3 separate regions of the Homo sapiens genome follow, and regions 2 and 3 are each linked to region 1. Evidence: chromatin contacts called from ENCODE Hi-C or POLR2A ChIA-PET data. All regions are on one chromosome and are shown on one strand. Each heading gives the region's core, a stretch centred on a gene start or an enhancer-like site at or near the end of the contact. The rest is flanking DNA. Distances are from core to core; before and after follow the strand shown. Region 1 holds the start of GPX8 (glutathione peroxidase 8 (putative)). Region 2 overlaps LINC02998 (long intergenic non-protein coding RNA 2998). Region 3 holds the start of LINC02998 (long intergenic non-protein coding RNA 2998).

Evidence for each region. Hi-C counts contacts between places; a loop is a spot of excess contacts on that map. ChIA-PET counts read pairs that join two places held with the same protein, here RNA polymerase II (POLR2A). Pooled maps may share reads with other maps.
Region 2: a map of A673 shows a loop between it and region 1 (4-fold over the local background). The contact joins the enhancer-like site here to the promoter of GPX8 in region 1. A Hi-C loop is called at or near these places in 2 of 168 maps with a recorded cell type or tissue (A673 and aorta). POLR2A ChIA-PET finds 5 or more read pairs at or near these places in 1 of 52 experiments (activated T-cell).
Region 3: a loop to region 1 is called in a map of IMR-90, with 10 times the contacts of the local background. The contact joins the promoter of LINC02998 here to the promoter of GPX8 in region 1. A Hi-C loop is called at or near these places in 1 of 168 maps with a recorded cell type or tissue (IMR-90) and 3 of 50 pooled maps. POLR2A ChIA-PET finds 5 or more read pairs at or near these places in 3 of 52 experiments (BJ, MCF 10A and RWPE1).

What each region holds. Positions count from the first base shown.
Region 1 is chr5:55,157,806-55,162,369 of GRCh38, reverse strand. It overlaps GPX8 (glutathione peroxidase 8 (putative)), which reads right to left and starts at 2,199. Exons shown (of 3, transcript NM_001008397.4): 1 at 1,974-2,199; 2 at 1,115-1,376. The coding sequence starts at 2,177. The region is part of intron 2 of CDC20B (cell division cycle 20B); the gene reads left to right.
Region 2 is chr5:54,717,337-54,721,900 of GRCh38, reverse strand. The region is part of intron 1 of LINC02998 (long intergenic non-protein coding RNA 2998); the gene reads left to right. All of the region lies in intron 2 of LOC105378969 (a long non-coding RNA gene), which reads right to left. Among named protein-coding and RNA genes, the nearest start is that of LINC02998, 25 kb to the left of the region's middle. Within about 2 kb of position 1,785, at least 7 of the 41 ENCODE cell types and tissues checked have a DNase peak (open chromatin) inside an H3K27ac peak, as active enhancers do; they include A673, where a contact is called at or near this core.
Region 3 is chr5:54,741,732-54,746,295 of GRCh38, reverse strand. It overlaps LINC02998 (long intergenic non-protein coding RNA 2998), which reads left to right and starts at 2,038. Exons shown (of 3, transcript NR_104658.1): 1 at 2,038-2,437. RefSeq lists a cis regulatory region at 1,739-1,749 and an enhancer at 1,672-1,816.

The DNA.
Region 1 (4,564 bases), core at 950-3,449:
AGGCTGGAGTGCAGTAGCGCGATTTCAGCTCACTGCAACCTCTGCCTCTGGGTTCAAGCGATTCTCCTGCCTCAGCCTCCTGAATAGCTGGGATTACAGGTGCCCACCACCACACCTGGCTAATTTTTGTACTATTAATAGAGATGGGGTTTCACCATATTGGCCAGGCTAGTCTCTAACTCCTGACCTTAAGTGATCTGCCTGCCTCGGCCTCCTAAAGTGCTGGGATTACAGGCGTGAGCCACCGCGCCCGGCCTTTTTTTTTTTTTTTTTTTTTTTGACTAATATGGTTTAGAACAGTGTCTGGCACAGAGCAAGCAGTGTATAAGTACTTTATTTTTACTATTAACAGACTTAATTCCAAACAATCTTAAGAAGGCGGTACTATTGATAGCCCATTTTACAAATGAGAAACAGGCACAGAGAAGTTAAGAAGCCACATAGCAAAAACAAAAGAGCAGGGGTTTGAACCCAGGTAGCTTGAGGCCAAAGCCTATGCTGTCTGTATGCCTCATGACCTTTGTGCTAAGTGACCTTGGCAAGTCTTTAAACAGATTTCTGTAGCTAGCTTAATTGGAGAAATAGCCTAACACTACTGCCCTCTGAAAAAACCAAGTTATATGTTTTTGGATTTTAGCAAAAATCTGGTAAGCTGACATATTCATCTTTGAGAATATTGTTTCAGATAAGAAAGACAACATAAAATTAGCCACAAACATATGTTAACTAATAATGCCCAGCACTATTCATGAGAGCTGTGTGGCTATAATGACGGGAAGGGACATTTCTCCAGATGCTAGTTACAAGAGAGGAGAATTAAGATATTTTGTGAAAATAGCCATGGGCACACTTTAAGTAAATTCTTCAGGAAGATGGTAATAAGGAATAAAATATATTGGAATAGAATTCTTTTACCATCTAAGAAGCTAAAACATTGATTTCAGGGGAGCATAACTCCTAGAAGTTACAAAGGATGAGATTCTGGCTCTTTGATGATAGTTTTATGAAGCTTTCCCGATACAACGTTTCAAATGAAATAGGAAAGTATTGTCCTGGTATAATTGTTTAAAAATGAAAAGCAATTTAAAACAGCATATGCAAGGCAGATATTTACCAACAAGAAATCTAAATGCAGGTTCTCCTTCAGATCCTAGAATCTTAATCTTGTGGAAGATGGGGAAAGTTACTCCGTAGTTTTTTCTTGCAAAAGATTCTACTTCCTTGCTTGGGCGGGGCTCCGATTCTCCAAACTGATTGCAGGGAAAAGCCAACACGCTGAAGTGGGATGGTCCAAACTCTTTGTGCAGTTCCTTCAGCCCTAAGTAATTTCTGTCTGTGAGTTGGCAGTCACTGGCCACGTTTACAACTAGTGAAACCTCCCGGAAAAAGAAAAAAATCCAACCGGAAAGTGAAGCAAAAGATTTTAAAAAATTCTGCAAGTAGTTAAAATCCTAAACAATTTGGGGGGGACTATAACCTCTGATTGATGTTTTTTTCATATTTTTGGACATACACAGTTCTATTGAAAACTGTAACCTAGATGCCTGGGTTAAGGCCCTGAAATAGTACTGCCATTAAAAAAGCATTAGATACTCATGAAAGTTTATTTTTAAATTAAAGATAAAACTATGATCCTTGATAAGTTCTTTTTAAAGTTATTAGATTATAGAACCAATACTTTTATTAATAAATGTCATCATGTTCACATTACTAACTATAAGTATTTTCCAAACAACTTTACATGTCAATTCAGCACAAAATTAAAGCATTTTAAAGAAAACGAGATAATCGGAATTTATTATTTAGAAGCAAACTATCAGAACTGTAATAACTAAAGTGATGTACTAATACCATTACTCTGAAGACTAAATTCCAACTTATGACCATGTAACAGCAAAAAATTGATTTTATTAAGAGGAATAAACAGAGACAAGGAAAAATGATAACAATAAAAATCAGATGATGCAACTTACTTTGCCTTTATACTTTTCCAGAGAAACAGTTCTTCCTTTTGCATCCTTCACTTCAAAGGCATAAAAGCTGTTGATTTTAGGTTTGAGGAATTTTAGTTGTAGAAGAAATAGCGTTACTGTGCATAGAACTATAGACAGCAAAACTGCAAATACCTTTGCTCTGGGCCCGGAACATTTTAGCGGGTAAGCTGCAAGAGGCTCCATGTTGGAGGATTCTAGAGGGAAGTCTCAGCAGCCTGGAATTCAAGGAGGAGCTGAAACTTGAAACCGGCTTAGTTTAACGGAAAACCAGGAAGGACAGGCTGACTGCTTTCACTGCTAAGGAACAGAAAGACCACTTCTCAGAGGGGAAATGAAGCGAAACTCCTGAATGAAGCAAGGAGCTCTACAGAATTTCAAAGTATTTGTGATGTAATTATAATTTTTGCTAGAAAAATCAGGACATTTTTGGTAGGTCTTTGACATTCTCCCTACAAAGAAAATATTTCGCCAGAAGATGGTGCTCTTGTAACTCGAAAGCTACGGAGGGCTCATTCCCCATGCTAAGCTGTGTATTTATTGAGCAACTGTTTGGATGCAGAGGATGGAGTACGATGCTCAGCAATAGTTTAGAATGTAGATTAAATGTGACCTACTCATATGGTGTATACCCTGAAGGACGTTACTATTACATGTATGGGTTAAACATGCTATATGAGTTCAGGAAATTTATAGTGGAAAGAGCAGGGAAATATCTGAAAAAGGCTATTTACCCTGATTCATCTAGCTAAGGCAATCAAATACCAAGTGAATACAGTCAAAATAAATATGTTAAAAACAGTGAAGGTGTTAAAAGAAACCCTTCTCTATCATAGAGCAAACTATAGTCCAGTGTTTTTCAAATTTCTACTCATGACCCCCAGTCAGCAGTGCACTTTACAACATAACTGGGTACAAACAACACACAACTGAGAAACAACACTTCTCCTTTGAACTGTGATGCACCCCCACCTGTTGCATTTTTAAACAACCCAGTTCTGACCTATCAAAATGATTTCATCATTCACCGATGCACTACAACCTGTAGATGGAAAAAACTGAGGCCGGGCATGGTGGCTCACGCCTGTAATCCCAGCACTTTGGGAGGCCTAGATGGGAGGATCACTTGAGCCCATGAGTTCAAGACCAACTTGGGCAAGAAAGCGATACCCCTGTCTCTAAAAAAGAATTTTAATTAGCTGGTTGTGGTGGTGCATGGCTGTGGTCCCAGTTATACAGGTGGCAAAGGTGGGAGGATCGCTTGATCCCAGGAGGTTGAGGCTGCAGTGAGTCGTGTTTGTAGACTGCAGCCTGGGTGACAGAGTGAGACTATCTTAAAATCAGAACAAAAGAAGAAGAGGGAAAAAAGCAAAAATTGAACTCGATAATAAAGTAGTAATTTAACAGTTAAATAAGGCAATTCTACCAAAAAAAATCCCTGAAAACAAACAAACCCTGCAAAACCCACCTCTACTTGGGCACGTCATCTAATTGCTTCGTTTTTTCTCTTTATTTCCCTCCCCTGGCTGTTGCCTGGCACAGGGGGCCTAACTTTGCTGTTGCTAACGGTCATGAATTTTAGGGGTAGGTATGGGGAGGCAATTGAGGGCTGTATATCCTAAAAGCCATTCACTTTCAATTCTGCTCTGTTTAAGACTCATGGCAAGATCTGGATGAAGGGGCATTATGCCATTTGATCATGATGTGTTTCCAGAAAGTGCAGGGAATGAGCTGAGATGTTTGTGGAGTGCCCTTCCTGTCACTGTTAGCTTGTGGAGCTTCAGAGAGGGTGCTCAGGGTGCTGCCTGCTCTTCTGGTTCCCGCTCTGTGGCATGTGTGTTTTCGGGTGGCTGAGCAAAGCCCATAGCCTACTGTGTAAAACTTGTGAGAGGAACCGCTCGACTCCTACTCTCATGGCTCAGTAAGAATGGATACAGTAGAAAAAGCAATGATTATGCAGAAAGTATTCCCTTTTAAACATAATTCCTAGTAAAGAACAAAAATGTATGTAAGATGTGTTGTATCACTTCCTGATAATTTTACTTTGGTGTTCTCTGGCTGAATTGTTTAAAAAGTCAAAGTCCCTGTGTTTATATGACATGAACACTGCTATGTTGCTTAAGCTCTCTGGCCTTGCTCTCTAAGTGGGATCTGGGACCTTCCACAGTACCATCACCTGGGCATTTGTTAGAAACACAGCATTTTGGGCCCCACCCCAGACTTCCCGAGTCAGAATCTGTACTTTTACAGGATCTCCTCATGACACATACACACGTTTAAGTTTGAGAACCTTTAGACCTCAAACTTTTTTTGGTTTCAGAGCAACAAGAGTCTTTGGTTTGTCTTTGTTTTCCATAGTGGATGTGTTCATGTCTCTATGAATACACGAGATATTTTAACTCCTCAGGCTGTACAAGCAAATGGCTTAGGAACATGCATTTTAAAATTAATTCATAGAATACCTGCTGTAATTTGAGCCGTGTAAACCCAAGTCATTATAACTGTGTTTTGAGGTGGAAAGAGAGTGATTTATCTTTGGCAGGGATGTTGACTGACCACCGCTTAGGCAGGGC
Region 2 (4,564 bases), core at 536-3,035, 440 kb after region 1:
CTGCAACCTAGAGGGAGAAAGAGAGAGAGAGAGCACATGATTGGATGGTAGAAATGGGTTCCATACTTCCCCTTTGGAGAGAATTTTTTCTTTGGCCCTGCCATTCACTTCAATATTGTCCTCACCTTCTTAACTCTAAATTCCTGTACTTATGTCTCCTCAGTCTCACCTCTCATTCACCCTTTAATCCCTTCATTCTCCTAAAATTGCTCTTTGTCATTCCAGAATATGTTATTTGGAGTCTTTTACTGCATCTAGCACTTTCTGCATGCATTTTCTATCATTTGTGTATACACTTCATTTGTTGTGTATATAGTAGATTATAGGTACCCAGAGGCACAAATCCTTATCTACGGGGATGTATCATGTTCATTTCTGACTCTGTAAGGCACTTGCTCAATGTCTTATATATAGTAGGATGTCAATAAATATTTATTGCTCTGAATGGCTAAAACCACATTACCTTAAACTATTCAGGGGCATATGCCTCCTGTTTTTCCTTCTATTTCAAATATGTCACAGGAAGAAAAAAACTGCCTTATCCGGTATAATCTTCCAAGGATTTTATAAAAATTCAAAACACATACTGTATCCAACTCATGAACTCATCAACTTAGCCTGCATCCAAGGATTTTCAGGAGACTGGAAAAAAGGAAACACACTAAAATAGAATATACTTTTTTATGTTTGATGTTTTTCTTCCTTGATTTTTCTGGGAATATTTCTAGATAAAAGAGTATACTTTTCATACATAAGTGTTATATATATATGTTTTGTGTGTGTGTGTGTGTCTGTGTGTTATGAGGTATACTTCATTGAAAAACTGAAGGCCAGGGACTGCTTTTGAAAGCCACAATGTGGCCATGTGGCTCCTTAAGACTTACGACCAGTAATGGAGATGGTGAAGATAAACTCCTTCAGCTTTGGGATCATGATGCCACGGCTTTGTTCTGGCTGGCTGTCCTCTATAGATGTCTACCAGTTCCTATTAGCTGATTACAGAGGTACACATTGGCAAGGCATGTATATGCACACATGTGCAATACAGAGGTCTACCTGGATTCTGCCACCCTGGGCTTCTCATATCCTCATTACTAGAGCCTGGAAGGGCACATTGGAGATCTGGCTCTGGCTTGGATCCCTTAGGACTTCACGTCTTGGTGGCCTATCTCATCTGCAGGGAGAAGACATGGGAGGCTGTGGTGACCACCATTAGGGTCAGCTCGCAGGGTGCTTTCACTACTCTGTCAGTCAATCAGCAGTCAACTAATCTTTATTGAGCACCTACTATATGTAATGCATGAATGGCGCTGCTCTAGGCAGGGGAGATACAAATTCTTCAGATACCTGTGACTCAGCTCTGGCCTCAGAGGAGGTGGGGGGTCCCTCCTTCATCCTTCCCGTCTCATCATGGGTCACAGAGAGTCCCCAGCACTATCTTTCCTGTCTTGTTATAATAGTCTTAGAGTACCTCTTCATTTTACAGCTAAACTAGTAATGATCCTAGGATTACCAAATTTACAACAAAATTCACTCTTGTAATCTAACAGCTTGCCAAAATATGGGTGATTTTTTAGATTTTGAAGTGGAAAAAGGAGGAAGTAGAGATGGGGAGACAACTTACCATTCGTTTTGACAAAGAGGAAAATTAAAATGAAGAGATTCACCCAGGCCCACTGTTTTTTCCATGTCCTTGTGTGAAAGTGTAGAAAGGTTTGATGGGACAGAAAGAACACTCAGATTGGGTGTGCTTACTCATGCCTTCAACAACATTCTATGTGCTGGGCCCTCTGCCAGGGCTTAGAAATATAACAGTCAATAAGACAGGCACAGTGTGTCAGGACACCAGGGTTTTGATTTGACTCTTGCCAAATGAATTTTGTGACCCTGAGAAGACACTTCACTTTTCTTGCTCTCAGTGTCCACATCTGTAAGCTGAGACTGACACTGGAGGTGGCCAACATTCTCTAACTTTTTCCTAGCTCCGCCTGGAACCTCTAGGACCAGGGACACAAACTCTTATCTTGGAAATGGAGGTACTGGTGCCGGTCACTTTTCCATGAAGGGCTGGGGAGATGCCTCTGGGGTCCAGTCCCCTCTAGACAGTGAGCATCCAGATTCCTGAGGATCAAGGGGAGGTGTGATGATCTCCATTGTCCTGGGCCAGGAAATGCCAAACAGGAGTTTCACATTCAGCTCCTTCTCTGGACTACCCTGGGAAGGAGCCCACCTCCTGCTGCTCAGCCCAGCGGGTGCTCTGTGCTGACTCTCACACGGGCTGTCAGCACATTGACTGCATTCCTCTGCATTCTCCCGGCTTCAGGGTTGTCAGCCAATTAAAAGAGCAATTCTGACACTGGATGAAAAGGGAAGGGAGAGCTATGTTTGGTGCAAAGTGTGGGCAGGAGGCACTGCTGGTGCTGGAGGAGTCCAGGCTGGATGCAGAAGCTGCTCCTCCCTCCTGTGGAGGAGGACAGCCCTGCCCAGCCCACCAAGCTCATCCCTGTCCCCACAGCGGACAGCTGGCCCCAACCCCTGGAAGATCCTGCCGCTGTGGTCTGTGCAGAATTTAATTACACCTTTGGGAGGTGTTTTTTGTCCCCCTGCACATCACCAGGAAGAAACTATGACTTGCAAATTCAGGGTTCTTAACCTTTTTTTGTGCCCTTTGGCTGTCTGGTAAAGCCTATGGATCCCCTCTCAGAAGAATGTTTTTAAATGCAAAAATTTAAATACATACATAGAATTATAAAGGACATAAAGGACACCAGTCATATTAAAATCAATAAACAAAATATTTTAGTGATAAAGTGATAGAATCACAGGTACTGCTAATACTACAGTGTTTGCTGCCTATGGTGTTATTTATTGCTGCATAACACAACTTAGCAACTCAAAAATAACAAATATCACACTCAGTTTCTAAGGGTTGGGAATCTAGGAGGGGCTTAGCTGGGCGTTTTTCCTCTGAGTCTCCCATGAGGTTGAAGTCAAGTTGTTGGCCAGGACTCCAGCCATCTGAAGGCGGGAAGATTGACTTCCAACTTCCAAGCTCACTCATGTGGCTGTTGGCTGGTCTCACATTCTCACTGGCTCTTGGCTGGATGCCTTAGTTCCTTGTCACATGTCAAGACATGGCAGCTGGCTTCCCTTAGAGTGAGTGATGGAGAAAAAGAACAAGAGTCCCAGTCAGAAGCTGCACCCTTTCATAACCTAATCTCGGAAGTAACAGCCATCACTCCTCCTGTGCCGTATGTCACAGGACCAATGTGGGGCTCCAAGGGAGGGACTGCACGGGTGTGTGAACATCAGGAGGGGGGTCCCTGGAGCCACATGGGAAGCCAACTATCACACCTACATTCATGACAGAGGGACAGGCTAAATTTTCATTATAGCTTAGTAAAAATAGAGACATAAATTTTTTTCTCATCCAGTTTCCTGGAACCTGAGATCTAGCCACAGACCCCAAGTTAAGAATCCCTGATAGATTGAAAGCATTTTTGTTTCCAGGCAATTTCTAGTCTTTTTATTCATGACTTTTTTTAGCTTTTTTGAGGTACAATAAAAAAATTGAACACATTTAAGGTGTACAATTTGGTGTTTTGATATATGTATGTATTGTGGAATGATAGCCAGAATTTATTGAGGTATAATTAAAACTTGTACACATTTAAGGTATACAACTTGGTGTTTTGATTTACACATGTATTGTAAAATGACAGCCACAGTCAAGCTAACTAACGTATCTTCACCTCACACAATTTACCCATAGTCACATTGACGTATGTTAGATGTCCAGAACTTACTCATCTTGCAAAACTGAAACTTTATACCCTTTGATCAATGTCTCCACATTTCTTCCTCCCCGCCAGCCCCTGGTAACCGTCATTCTACTCTCCACTTCTATGAGTTTGACTATTTTAGATTCTACATATAAGTGAGATCCTGAAATATTTGTCCTTCTGTGTTTGGCTTATTTTACTTAGTATCATATCCTTCAGATTCATCCATGTTGTTGCAAACGGCAGGATCTCCTTCTTTTTTTAGGCTGAATGATATTCTGTTTTGTATATGTATACATATATACCACATTTTTAAAAATCACTTATCTATTGTAGACATTTAGGTTGTTTCTATATCTTGGGTATTGTGAATAATGCTTCATTGCACATTGGAGTATTCATATCTCTTCAGGGTACTGATTTCATTTCCTTTGCATATATACCCAGAAATGAGACTGCTAAGTCATATGGTAGTTTTATTTTTAACTTTTTGGGGAACCTCCATACTGTTTTCCGTAATAGCTATACCAATTTACATTTCCACCAAGAGTGTACAAGGGTTTCCTTTTCACCACATCCTCACCAACACATGCTATCTTTTGTCTTTTTGATAATAGCCGTTCTAACAGGTGAGAGGTAATATTATATTGTGATTTTAATTTGCATTTTCCTGATTATTAGTGATGTTGAGCACCTTTTTATACACCTATCAGCCGTTTGTATATCTTCTCTGATAAATGTCTATGTCCTTTGCCCATTTTTTATTGGGTTGTTTGATTTTG
Region 3 (4,564 bases), core at 789-3,288, 420 kb after region 1:
CAGAGCCTGTGTTCCCAATCATTAAGAACAGGGTCCTGAGAGGAGGCATCAAAGGACAGGTACCACCCATCCACTCCTCAGCAAGCACTTAGTAAGCACCTGCTGATTGAATTGCACCTAGTCCCTGCTCTCCTATGGCTTACAGTTTAGTGGGGGAAACCAGTGCTTAACTATTCTCTGAAATACAGTGCAATAAATGCTCCAGGAGAGAAGAGCTTGGTGTTGTGGGAATGCCAAACCCAGGTACTGGAGCTCAGGGGAGGCTTTCACACGAAGAGATGAAGGAAAAACCGAATTCCAAAGGCGATGTGGAGCTGGCTTACAAGAGGGTGTGGAAGGAGGGGCAGATGGAGCAGTGTGTGCTGGGGCCAAGGGAGGGGAGGCAGGAAAGTCCAGAACTCCCAGGCTCTTCAAGGACATCAGTCGTTTGAAGTTCCAGCCCACCTGGCAGCTGGAGGCCACTGCAGCTGACAACGGGACTGGTAGGCGAGGTCAGGAAGCAGTAGCACCAAAGCAAGTGAGTGAAGTGCCAAAGACAGACCCTGGGCTGCCTCACAGTGACAAAGACTCTGACCTTGAGCAAACTCTAGTCAGGCTCTTCTGAGCCCTCTTCTCAGCCAGGCCTCAGCCTTGCTCTAAAACACTTGCACAATCGCTAATAAGGTTTCCAATACCTCAAGGCCACATCCCCAGGATGCTCCTACCCCCTTAAGGATGCCTGCCTGAGAAAACTCAAGGCTGCCCAGGGGGATTTACTGCTTGCTCTAGCCCACACCTGGAACTAGCCTGACCACTCTTTCGTAGAGCACTTACTAAGAAGGGCAATTTTGAGTTCTCTGTAACCTTTGAGATGTATATGTATCTCCTACAACCCAGGAGTGTGTTTCTCAAGGCCCTGAAAGCTATTCCTTTGAATGTAATCATCAGGAAGGGTAAGGACCTCTGTCTCCCAGTCTCAGAGAGGATAGAATCCTAACTTTCCTAACTGCCAGCTAGCAGGCACAGCTGGTCTGATTGCATTTATACTGAACAGCCCTTCGTAATTTTTCACTTCCCTGACCCTACTGGTTCTGTTTGCCCTCCTTCCTATTCCCTCATTCTTCCCTAAAAATGCCTAGTCTGGCCAGGCATGGTGGCTCACACCTGTAATCTCAGCACTTTGGGAGGCCCAGGCGGATGGATCACCTGAAGTCAGGAGTTCGAGACCAGCCTGGCCAACATGGCAAAACCCATCTCTACTAAAAATACAAAAAATTAGCCGGGTGTGATGGCAGGTACCTGTAATCCCAGCTACTCAGGAGGCTGAGGCAGGAGAATCACTTGAGCCTGGGAGGTGGAGGTTGCAGTTAGCCGAGATTGTGCCATTGCACTCCAGCCTGGGTGACAAGAGCAAAACTCCGTCTCCAAAAAAAAAAAAAAAAAAAAAGTCCAGTCACCTCTGCACAAATTGAAGCTGAGTTCAGTTTACATTGGACTCTTCCCTATTGCAATAGTTATTACTGGTTAATGTCTGTCCTTACCACTTTAGTGTCTGGCTTTGTTTCGCTTGGACAGAATCAGATGAGAAACCACCAAACTCACTGGGCTGAATTATTTCAGCTTATGGACAGCCACAGACAGTGTGAGTACCTGTTCACACAAATCCTGAGGCCCAGCACACACTGGGCCATTCACAAAGCTCATTCAACCCCCCACGGCCCTGACACCACCAGTTTTACCTCTCTGTAGAACAAGAAACTGCTGACTCACTGAAAACAGAGCGCATTTATAAACAGGAAGCTGAGTATGTGACCACAGACATTCAGCATCTGATAGCAATTGCTGAATGTGGCAAAAAAAGAAAAAAGTTTGAACAAAAAAAAAATCTGTGTCACTAAATAAGAACTCTCTAGCTCATGGAAATACAATCCTGCTATTTGATCATTTCATAAATACTTAAATAAGGGGAGTTCTCATTTGGCCAAACCTAGGCACGCTTCAAATATTTACTGAGGCCTTCGAAGGGTGTGGTTTTCCCTTTTTTTCTTTCCATTCCCTCCCAAGCAGAGCAAAAAGGCTCCTTGGTGAGGCCTTCCTGGCCTATACAGAAGAGATTTGTTTTCTCTTTGAGCTCTGATAGCCTGACCGTCCCACATCAGACCTCTGTGCTGGTGCAGAGGAGGGCTCTGCCAGGAGGGCTCCCAGAGAGATGCACAAACACTGGCGGGTTAACACTCCGACATGCAGCTCTTCCTACAAAGCATTGACTGGATGGTACTGAAGCTAAAAAATGGAGACTCACTTGTATCAACCATAGTAAAGAGCCTGTAAGAGGACGCAGTTCCCCCTGCTTTCAGCAGCAATGAAGAGGCTCATTTTCCTTGGAGTTTCTTTGTTGTTGGGGGGTTGGTTTCTAGCAAACTGACCCAAGAAGGCTAATGGCCGAGGAAAAAACCAGGTGATTATTTTCTAAAAGATTATCTTCTGGGAGTCGGTGCCATTGCTGCCTTTGTCATCAGGGTAAAGGTATCCCAGTGATGTATGGAATCTTTCCACTTCTCTTCCGGGGAATTGGGCATGGATAACAATAGCACAGTGCCGGGAACATAGTAAATTCCTAATAAAGAGTAGCTAAGTGTTTTTTATGCAGAGTTTTGTCTAATCTTCACAATAACCTTAGGAGGTAAGTATTGGCAATCTGATTGGGTAAATCAATACTGAAGTCTCTACAGGAGCAGCATATTTGGGAGTATGGTCCAGGTATGCCTGGTTTCAGAATGCAGCCATTTGCCTAACTTATTGCTGACATTTTCAAGCAGGATGTGTCCTTTATATTTATACTGAATTAATTGGACATACTGATATTCAAATATACCTACAAAGTAGAAAATCTTATTTGGTAATTCATCATCAGCTTCTCACAGAGCAGCAGATAGCACTTGTTTTTCTATTATGTACCAAGAAAATTCTGTGTTGGAATTTACAAGTAGCAGTGGTTGTGTCAAAATGCCTCAGACAACATATTAATGATGCTCATAGTAACTAACTTTTATGGAGTGTTTCTTGTGTGCTGGATGGGATGTGTAAGTGCCATGATATTCAACATAGCCTCAACACAACCCCTGTGCTGTCATTGTCATTAGCTCCAATTTACAGATGAGGAATCTTGAGGCTCCAAAAGACTGTTTATAAGCAGGCTGACTCTGGAGCCCCTGCTCTTACCCATTATGCTGCTCTGTAAAAAGGGCTTTAGCTAGAACACTCCTTTTTATTTCTGTAAAGAGGAGACTGCTGTTTCTTCTGTTTTATTGGAGTCTGGAGAAAAATCTCCTTGAGCAAGGATGATTACTATGGCTTAGATTGAAGCTTCCAGAAGTAGACCTTGACAAGGGCTATGTGCACGTGAATTGTGAAGGAAGTGCTCCCATAGGAAGTCCAGGAAAGAGCAGGAAAAACAGGACAGGAGCCGGGAGCAAACCAAACAAAGGTGTGATGTCAGGCAAAGTCCTGAGGAGGGAGGCCTGTGCCTGATTCTACAGGGGAACTCCAGGGTAAAAATTCTGTCTGAGTTCGTCCAGATGCAAAAGTCAGCGAGGCTTTGAAGTTCTCTAGGGAAGGGCTGCCCAGAGGGCATGTAAATTCTCAGGCACTTCCAACTTTCCAGCCACAGGTGCCAGTGGACCTAAGGTTATCTTAAAAGAGAGTTGCAAGTTTGAGCCTTGGAAGCAAGCCACAGAAACCCGGAAGGGTGCACGGAGCTGGAAAAGAATTGATATGGGTTGCGTGTGGGTGGAGCACCCCCAGGGGCTGCTGCATCTAGTAATCATAAGTCAGGAATTCGTTTTGCTGAATCAGAGCAAACTCCATCTAGCAGAAGCAACACCAAAGTGTCTCTTTCCTGTAGGTAAAGCCTAAAGATCAACAATTTGGGGCTGTATGGTGATTTATTTCAGGGGTGGACAAAACATGCCCCATGCCAAATCTGGCCCCAGGGTCTTTGTATAGCTTTGGAGCTAGGAATTATTATTCCTTTTTTAAATGGCTGAAAATGATGAGAGATTCTACTGTTTCCTTGCATAGAATTTTAAAAAAAGAAAATTATAAGGGATTCAAATTTCAATGTCCATAAATAAAGTTTTATCGAAAAACAAATTGGAACATTAGAAACTCATTTATTCTATATTTTCCATGGATATTTTCACTCTCAAATGGCAGAATTGACTAGTGGTGACAGAGACCTGTAGGGTCTACGAAACTGAAGATTCGGCCCTTTAGAGAAAAAGTTTGCTGGCCCTTGTTCTGCAGGATCAGGAAGCGGGGCTTCTTTATTTTGCGGTGCCACATCCTCAACACGTGCTTTCAGCTCATGGCCCAATATAGTTACTGAAGCGCCAGCCACCATGTCTGCCTTCAAGCCAGTGCAAAACAGAACAAAGAATTCACTTCCTCCCTTTAGGAAAACTTCTAAGAATCACATTCCTCACTTCTGCTATATCAGGCCAGAACTTAGTCTCCTTATCATACCTGTAAAACCTTACTCCAAAAGCTATGAGGCCAGCAAAAATTTGGAATTCCTTTGTTCAGG